2 separate regions of the Homo sapiens genome follow, and region 2 is linked to region 1. A link is a contact called in ENCODE Hi-C or POLR2A ChIA-PET data. All regions are on one chromosome and are shown on one strand. Each heading gives the region's core, a stretch centred on a gene start or an enhancer-like site at or near the end of the contact. The rest is flanking DNA. Distances are from core to core; before and after follow the strand shown.

What was found. A loop is a pair of places that touch in the nucleus more often than their neighbours do. ChIA-PET counts read pairs that join two places held with the same protein, here RNA polymerase II (POLR2A). Pooled maps may share reads with other maps.
Region 2: a map of posterior vena cava shows a loop between it and region 1 (2.9-fold over the local background). The contact joins two enhancer-like sites. A Hi-C loop is called at or near these places in 3 of 168 maps with a recorded cell type or tissue (aorta, posterior vena cava and psoas muscle) and 1 of 50 pooled maps. POLR2A ChIA-PET finds 5 or more read pairs at or near these places in 3 of 52 experiments (GM12878, WTC11 and activated naive CD4-positive, alpha-beta T cell).

The regions. Positions count from the first base shown.
Region 1 is chr15:88,013,942-88,018,069 of GRCh38, forward strand. All of the region lies in intron 14 of NTRK3 (neurotrophic receptor tyrosine kinase 3), which reads right to left. Among named protein-coding and RNA genes, the nearest start is that of MIR11181, 70 kb to the left of the region's middle. Within about 2 kb of position 1,716, at least 5 of the 41 ENCODE cell types and tissues checked have a DNase peak (open chromatin) inside an H3K27ac peak, as active enhancers do.
Region 2 is chr15:88,075,429-88,079,556 of GRCh38, forward strand. The region is part of intron 13 of NTRK3 (neurotrophic receptor tyrosine kinase 3); the gene reads right to left. Among named protein-coding and RNA genes, the nearest start is that of MIR11181, 130 kb to the left of the region's middle. Within about 2 kb of position 1,988, at least 2 of the 41 ENCODE cell types and tissues checked have a DNase peak (open chromatin) inside an H3K27ac peak, as active enhancers do.

The sequences.
Region 1 (4,128 bases), core at 466-2,965:
TCAATTTTTTTAAAAAAAGACTTAAGATAGTAACACTGTATCTCACTAGGAAGCCAGTGCAGCAAAGTGGCAGTGCCCCTTGAAAGTTTACTAAAATAACAAAATATCGCTCCAAAGGAAAACAGTGATATCTGAGGCTCTTAGAATTTGTAAAAGTGTTGGAACACGCTACTTGATAAGGATGCCTTCTGGGTTCAACTGCAGAATTCCCCAAAGACACCAAAACCAATTTCTGTGGCAATTACTGCACCTGAGTCAGACAGTTCACTTTTGTCAGACATTCCTTATTAAATGGCCCAAACAAAAAACATCAACTTTGGGGAAAATGAAAAGATTGCATTTCCACTTACAGTTTCAGGAGTGAGAAACATGAGACAACAGCCATTGGTCCTAGACCTGTTCCTTCTTCCAAATCCTTATGCAGTTTAATATCATTGAACTATGTGTTTGGCCCTCAGTTTCCTCATCTACTAAACGAAAAGATAAGTCTCACTGGATCTCTGAGATATTTTTCAGATTAAAAAAACTTCTATGTTCTACAAGGAAGTTAAGTGAATGAGAATTAAAGAGCAGGAAAGGAAAAACTTAGCTTTCAGCCAACTCCTATTGCTGGAATAATTTTGGGTCCAAGATTTGAAGGCAAAAATATAAGCGAGGATCATATTGCAACTGCAACTAACTGGTGATAAAACCAAGACCAGCTAGGACTTGATCTTGGGCTGCCACTTTTCCACCTGCCAAAAAAACAGGCTCTCTCAGGTGCTCAAGGAATAAATGCTTCTTGGATGCTTCCCCGCCTACCTCTCCGGCAACACCGGAGCAGGTTCTTTGCAGGAACACGGTCTCTGATTCCTCTTCTCACCAGCTCCGAGATTTTCTTTTTTATTTTTCCAAAAGCAAAAGTCATTGGTCGATCTATGTTTAGAAATATGCACAACAAATCAAGAAATAAATTCATATGTGAAAGGATAGAAATGTTAGTCTCCAAATCTAGGCAAACTTCCATTTTTATAAGCCTATGAAGACAATATAAATAAATCAGAGGGAGTGGAGCCTGCTGGCAGCAACTGCTAGATCGCTCTCATTTTCTACATAACGTTCCCTGTGCTGAAAGGTATATTCAGTGAGTGTTTCATTTCTCTTCTTTCTGGAACAGGGGTCTCTCTATGTCTGCCTGGAACTGTCCCTAAATTCAGAGAGAATAACTTGCTACTTTGTTTTACCTTTTTTATTACAGTGTTGATAGTTTCTTCACTCCTCTAGTCATCACCTACTTCTGAGAAACAGTGACAAGCGTGATAAACAAAGGCCTGGACTATGTAAGTGCAAATTCTACGAATAAATTCGTAATTATTGTGTCAATAAGCTATGCTATTTAATACATCAACAAGACCTGCTCCCTCCACCCCGGGAGGGAGTCCTTCTCTGGTCACTCACCTCCAGCCCTGCCCCCACCAAACCCTGCCCCCTGTCTGCCTCCTGCTACTGCTACGGTGGCCTGGAAGGCCCTTCCTGTCCATCTCTGCCAGTCCAAGTTTCCCCGCAGCGTCCTAGCTCAAACACTCTCCCCTCTGTGGAGCCTTTACCCAAGCCTCTGCTCCCCTAATTTAAACAAGCCACTGCTCTCTAAGCACACTGGGCCCTTTAGTTGCAGGGTCTCTGTGGCAGGCATCTCATTATGCTCATATCTCCAGAACTGTTTCCTGGCCTGTCTCCCCAGCTGGAGTGTGGACTCCCTCATGCGGGGATGATGCCACTCTGTTCATCTCTCAGCCTCACTGCATTGACTCTGCAGCATAGTAGTTGCTCCAAGATTAGGAGCTCTGTGCAAAAATCATCTTTGTACTCAGTTTTTCTCCTGCACTATGTTTATTCTGGAGTTGGCACTGTAATGAAGAACGAAGGAATGCATCTTGATTGACTGATCGCCAGCTCTACAGCGGCTCCAATGTGAATATAGCCTGGCCACGTATTATGTAGCCATTAAAAATAGTGGCATTGTGAAATAAAGGTCTATGATAGGCTACTAGATGACAAATTCAGATTATGAAACCGTATGCAGAATATGATCTCATTTGTGTGTGCTATACATGTCCATGTTGATGTGTACATGTCTGCGTATGTTATTAGCCTGTGCATATAAGGCAAAATGTCATGCATTCATCACTTGGGGTGGCATTAGGGATGATTCTTATTTTCTTCTTTTCACTTTTCTGGATTTTCCTCAAAATATTTTCAGTGATTGTATATTACTTTGAAACCAGAAACAAATGTTAGGTGTTCTGTCTGTTTTCTAAAGAGACATAGAGAGGCTAACCAGAGCTGTGACCACCATCAAAGGATGAACTACTGAACACATAATCCCAGAGATGCATGGGAAGCCAATGAGGAAGCCCTGAGGATATGTAAGGAGAAGCCATGGACAGTTTTGCTTAAACACCAGGAATTTAAATTTACATCATGAATTGTTCCTAAATGGCCCATCACCTTTTCTTATGAACTTTCTCCTGGACCGTAAGAGTTGCAGCTATTTGGATCACTTTGCTGAAAACAAGATGAAGGAATGGGCTAAGCTGTGTCAGAACTAAGCAGAATGCTATGGCAGGCTCTTCTCCAGCTGGGCACAGCAGGGCACACCCCCTCCCAGGGGCCTCTCATTCAATGCCTCTCACCATTTACATTCCAACACTGTAAGATGATGGATACTTTTAATACAAGAGACCTGTCATTTATTTATTAGCTGGGGACAGGCTTTGCAGCCGGGAAGGATGCATTATAAATCAACTCCTTTCTCAGCCATTAAAAATTAATACAGTTCATAATGTAGAACGTCAGTAATTTCTTTATTAGAGGAGAGTGTCATTTTTTTTTCTTTTCTTCCAGGTTTTGTTTTTACTTCCTCCCTTCTCTGGGGATATTTTTTTTTCTTTCATAAAGACTGGCTGAGTATAAATTATCCCAGGGAAGGGGAATATACCCTTTCAGACAGAGGTTAAAATGGAAGAGACGAAGCTTAAAAAAAAAAAAAAAAAAAAAAAAGCCCCTGACCAAATTCCCCATGGAAATATGGTCTAACTGCATCTTTCAAATTTGCCTCATTAAGCCTCACTTACAACATCCCTTGTTTCTTTCTGATCTACCTTGCACCAAAAATGGGAGGCATTTTAGGTTTCTGATAGACCAGAGGGAAAGAAATATAAGGTGAGTGATTTGGGGTGTGCTGGGAGGTCTCTGATTATTATTTTCTAATGATTGCTCCCTCACAGAGGGGCCTTCATTAGCTTTTCTATTGTCTCCAAGTTAACTTGGCATTCACCAAAAGAAGCATGGATGTTAGAAGCTCAGCCCAAGACCAGGAACCCTTCATACAGCTCCCCCTTTAGACCTAGGATACAAGGATGCAGAAGGAAAAGACGGCACCAGAATATGCCAAAAGGCTGATTAGCTAAGCATCCATGAAGGCTTCCCCTTTGGTTCTTCCCCAGAGTGGCAGCTCCAGGAAAAGTGAAAGCTTGGAGTTAGAAAGAAGACAACTTCTGCTCTTAACTTCAGAGGAAATAAAAGGGAGAATCCAGAACCTGTGATGTCTCCATCTCACCTTAGCAATATTGAGGGGTTTGCAGTGGTTGGTTCAACCAAGCTGACCTTCTCAAGACCTGAACAAAGGAATATATGTGAAGGGAGGGGGGACCATCCCACCCCTAGCCACCCCACCCAGCACATTTTCCTGACTTTGGGGAATAGGGGGAGAGGGGTCACCCAGAGATGAACATCACATCCCAGGCACAGGCTCCCTGTGTTGATGTCTCTGTCAAACCAGCCATGATTTAGTTAAAGCTCCTAAGTAACAAATCCCCACAAATCCCCAAGCACATATTTAAAATCTATTTTCAGAATTACACTGAGCATAATTCAACCAATCAATGAGCCATTAGGAGTTTAATCCCAACACTTCTTCATTACCAGTGGCATGAGGGCTGCTCGACTCAGCAGAATCCAATGCGAAGAGTTGCTATATCACCAGCAATTCTAGGTCTGGGGACAGAAGCTTATACATTGCCTGCTGAGAGGCCCAGCCACAATCTGGGTGACAAATCAAGCTACAGATCCACCAGCGACAGGATAAAA
Region 2 (4,128 bases), core at 738-3,237, 62 kb after region 1:
CTCCATTAGCAGCTTAACGGTCCTAATAGACAACGCCCTGAAAGGAACCTCAGGAGAATCCTGAGCCCCACTGTGTCCCTAAAGAGGACCCCAGCAGAGCCACTTCACCCTAACCATTCACATTCCCTTCTTATAAGTCTCCAAAGGAGAAGTCTCCCTTTTTTCTTTATGTTTGTTGTTGTTGTTGTTGTTGTTGCTGTATTTCTAAAAGTCTCTCTCTCGAAGAGCATCCATGTACCTCAAAATTCCCTCCACCCAGCTGCAATTTCTCTTGCTTCGGTTCCATGATGGTTATTTGCAACAACAGTAGATACTGTTTTGTAGGCCACAAAGTAGAGGGACCCTGAGCACCACTTGGTGGGGGCAGGGGGTGTCACATGAGAGTCCCAATTCTACTACTTGCTGACCATGTGCCTGGGGACAAATTATTCAGCTTCCTTGGGCTTCAGTTTCCTCACCTGCGAAATAAGGATAGTCATACGTACTTTCTATGAGATCATGTATGTGAAGCACTAAACTCAGAGCCTGGCACACACTCAGCTTTCAGCTTAGGCTAGACACTGGTTTTGATGGTGGTGGTGCTATTGTTGTAGATTTAGGAAGCATCACAGAGCATGTATTAGTCTGTTCTCATGCTGCTAATAAAGACATACCTGAGACTGCGTAATTTATAAAGAAAAAGAGGTTTAATGGACTCATAGTTCCACTTTGCTGGGGAGGCCTCACAATTATGGCAGAAGGCTAAGGTGGAAGCAAGATATGTTTTACATGGTGGCAGGTAAGAGGATGTGTGCAGGGGAACTGCCCTTTATAAAACCATCAGATCTCATGAGACTTATTCACTATCATAAGACCAGCACTGGAAAACCCACTCCCATGATTCAGTTACCTCCCACTGAGTCCCTCCCACAACATATGGGAATTATAGGAGCCACAATTCAAGATGAGATTTGGGTGGGGAGACAGCCAAACCATATCAGAGCAGATTAAGTGGGATTTCCTCTTTCAAGTCCTCTCCTGACCCCTCACTACATCATCCTCTAATCCCCTAGTGCACCAGATGAGGCTTCTTTCACTGCCTTCATTGATGGTTTCATTTATTCAAATAATATTTCAATGTAAACACCTACCACATGCCAAAAACTGCTCTCAGACAGGGGATACAAGAAGAAAATAGACAGGGAACTTGTCTTCACAGAGCATTAGGAGGGAGCTGATGACTTATCAAGTAAGTATACATATGTAAAAAAAAAAAAAAAAAAAGCACTTAAAGCTGTGACGAATGCAATGAAGGAAAAGTACAGTGTACTATGAGAGAAAGCACAAAGGGGGCCTAACATTATCCAGCAAGCAGGGAACCACAGGTTTTAAAACACTTTTGAGGCTGGGTGCAGTGGCTCATGCCTGCAATCTCAACACTTTGGGAATCCGAGGTGGGTGGATCACCTGAGGTCAGGAGTTTGAGACCAGCCTGGTGAACATGGTGAAACCCCCACCTCTACCAAAAATACAAAAAATTAGCCGGGTGCAGTGCCATGTGCCTGTAGTCCCAGTACTCGGGAGGCTGAGGCATGAGAATCGCTTGAACCTAGGAGGCGGAGGTTGCAACGAGCCGAGATCATGCCACTGCACTCCAGCCAGGGTGACAGAGCTAGACTCCATCAAATAAATAAATAAATAAAACATTTTTGAGGATGAAACTGCATTTCTCCAAGCAGATAAATGAAGGAATGGACAGTTGGATGGATATAAATATTTCTGCTCTACCTTCAGTTGCTAAACTTTCCCCTGGCTTCTGGCCCCTTCCTCCCATTCCTGCTCCCTTCACTGGGTTTTTGCCTTCACTTTCTCTGTTCTCAGCAACATCTTGACCCCAGACCAATGTTTTATCTTGAGTCACGAACTGCATGGCTCAGAAATGCTGCCTGGAATGCCATTTCTTCTCAAAAACCCTTACGTAGCCAACATTTTCCAGTCTGCCTTCCCAGCCCTGCCTCCCCCACCCTCGCCCTCACCCCAGAGTTGTCTCCACGCCTCCCCATGGGAGTTTAAAAATGGAAAGCCACGTGCAAATCAAAACCTTGAGAAACCCGGCACTTTGGAGAAGTAAGCACCTTCCTGGGAAGGTGGTTTATGCCTGAGTCATTTGTCTGGCTACATTAGACTCCAAGGCCTCAGGCAGGGGAACAACGACGACGTTATATCTCCTAGCCTGCTGAACACAGTAGGGGTACTCAACAAATCATAAATAATGACAAGGATGAGGCAGCAAGTGGGAAGACTGAGTGAAACACTCTAAAAACCTCCCTCCTGTACTTGGAGCTGTCACGGAGTTGGGATGTGGCCCCGTTTCCTGCCTGAGCCTCTAGGCAAGGAACTTTACCCTGTTTGTAAAATAACAGGTGGGTCTCCTTCCCAGACACACAACTTAGAAACACTGGCACCAATAACCACACAACACAGCCAACTGAGGACAGAGCAGTGTGGGCTGCAAAGACAGAATCTCACAGGAAATCTCGGATCATGTCCTAACAGGCCCCACAGGCCTCCTGGGCTACAGGGATCCAGCCAGCAGCTCCCATTGGTTTGAGAATGGCAGCAAAGACAGCAACCCCCTGCCCAGGGGCCATGCCTCTAAGAATAGAGGACAAACACATTCAGAGTTGGACAGAAGCTTGAATCTATAAGGTGTATACATCATGTCCTTGAACAGATGGGTCTCTTGACATCTCGGCACCTCCTCAGCTCTGTCCTCTTAGCATGGGCTCAGGGTCTGTTGCAATGTACACCCTATTGTATGTTCTGGGGGTAGAGGTACAGCAATACAGAAAGTCCCTGCTCTCAGGGAGCTTTGTCCTTATTGGCGAAGAAGCACATACCTCACATGGCACGTCCCAACAGGTGCTTCGATAATAGTAAAGTGGGGTTAAAGAAAAGTGGGGTCAGGCCTGGTGCGGTGGCTCACGCCTGTAATCCCGGCACTTCGGGAGGCCTAGGATCACTTGAAGTCAGGAGTTCAAAGACCAGCCTGGCCAACATGGCGAAACCCTGTCTCTACTAAAAATACAAAAATTAGCTGGACATGGTGGTGCACGCCTGTAATCTCAGCTACTCAGGAGGCTGACGCAGGAGAATCACTTGAACCCGGGAGGTGGAGGTTGCAGTGAGCCAAGATCGCACCATTGCACTCCAGCCTGGGCAACAGAGTGAGACTCCATCTCAAAGTTAAAAACAACAACAACAACAAAAGAAAAGTGAGGTAAGTGAAGGCCTCTGCCACCTTGTGACCTCAGAACTGGGACCTAAGCTCAGCAGGGGATGAACCATAAGGAGTCCTGGGGAAGCGACACTCCAGGCAGAGGGAGACACAGGGCAAAGGTCCTAAGGGAAGATGTTCTTCTATATCTGGGCAACAGCAAAAAGGCTGATGTGGCCAGAGTGGACGAGCACGGGGGAAAGTGGCAGGGGCTTAGGTCAGGAGGTGTGGGGCCTTTGGCTTTCCGCTGCATGCGATGGGGCACCCCAGTGGGTCTGAAGGACTGGAGGGAGCCTCACAGTGTGTTCTCAAAGGACCCCTCTGGCTGCTGGGTAGAGATGGGAGTGCAGGGAGCACAGGTGAACAGGTGAACATGGGGAGCCCAGTCGGTGGATGTGGTGTTGGCGGAGGGGTGGCGTTTGCGGGCAGCCTTCACAGCTGTGGAGCAAGAAGGGATGGTGGCAGGAACTAGGTGGTACTTGTGGAGGTGCTGGGAAATGGTTAGACTCGTGACACAGTTTGAAGTCAGAACAAAGAGACTGGGATTAGATGTGAAGTAAGAGAGTCATCAAAGACGATCAGCGTTTTGACAAGAGCTAGGCCAGCAGCTAGCACAGAGCAGGTCCTCACACACATTAGAGCTTTTCTCCCTTCCCCAGCGCACCTGCCATCAGTCACAGGTGCCAAGAAAGCGGACGGATATACCAGGATGCCCCTGCTTCCAGAAGTTTAGGAGGCAGACAAGTACAGAGAGGAATTGGGAAAAATGGTGGCAGAGCCTACCTCCCTGACAAATTCTGTCTCCAGGGCACTGGCAGGCACGTGCTCTCAGCTCATAGCTTAAAGGGAGAGCAGACTTGAGCATACAGCCA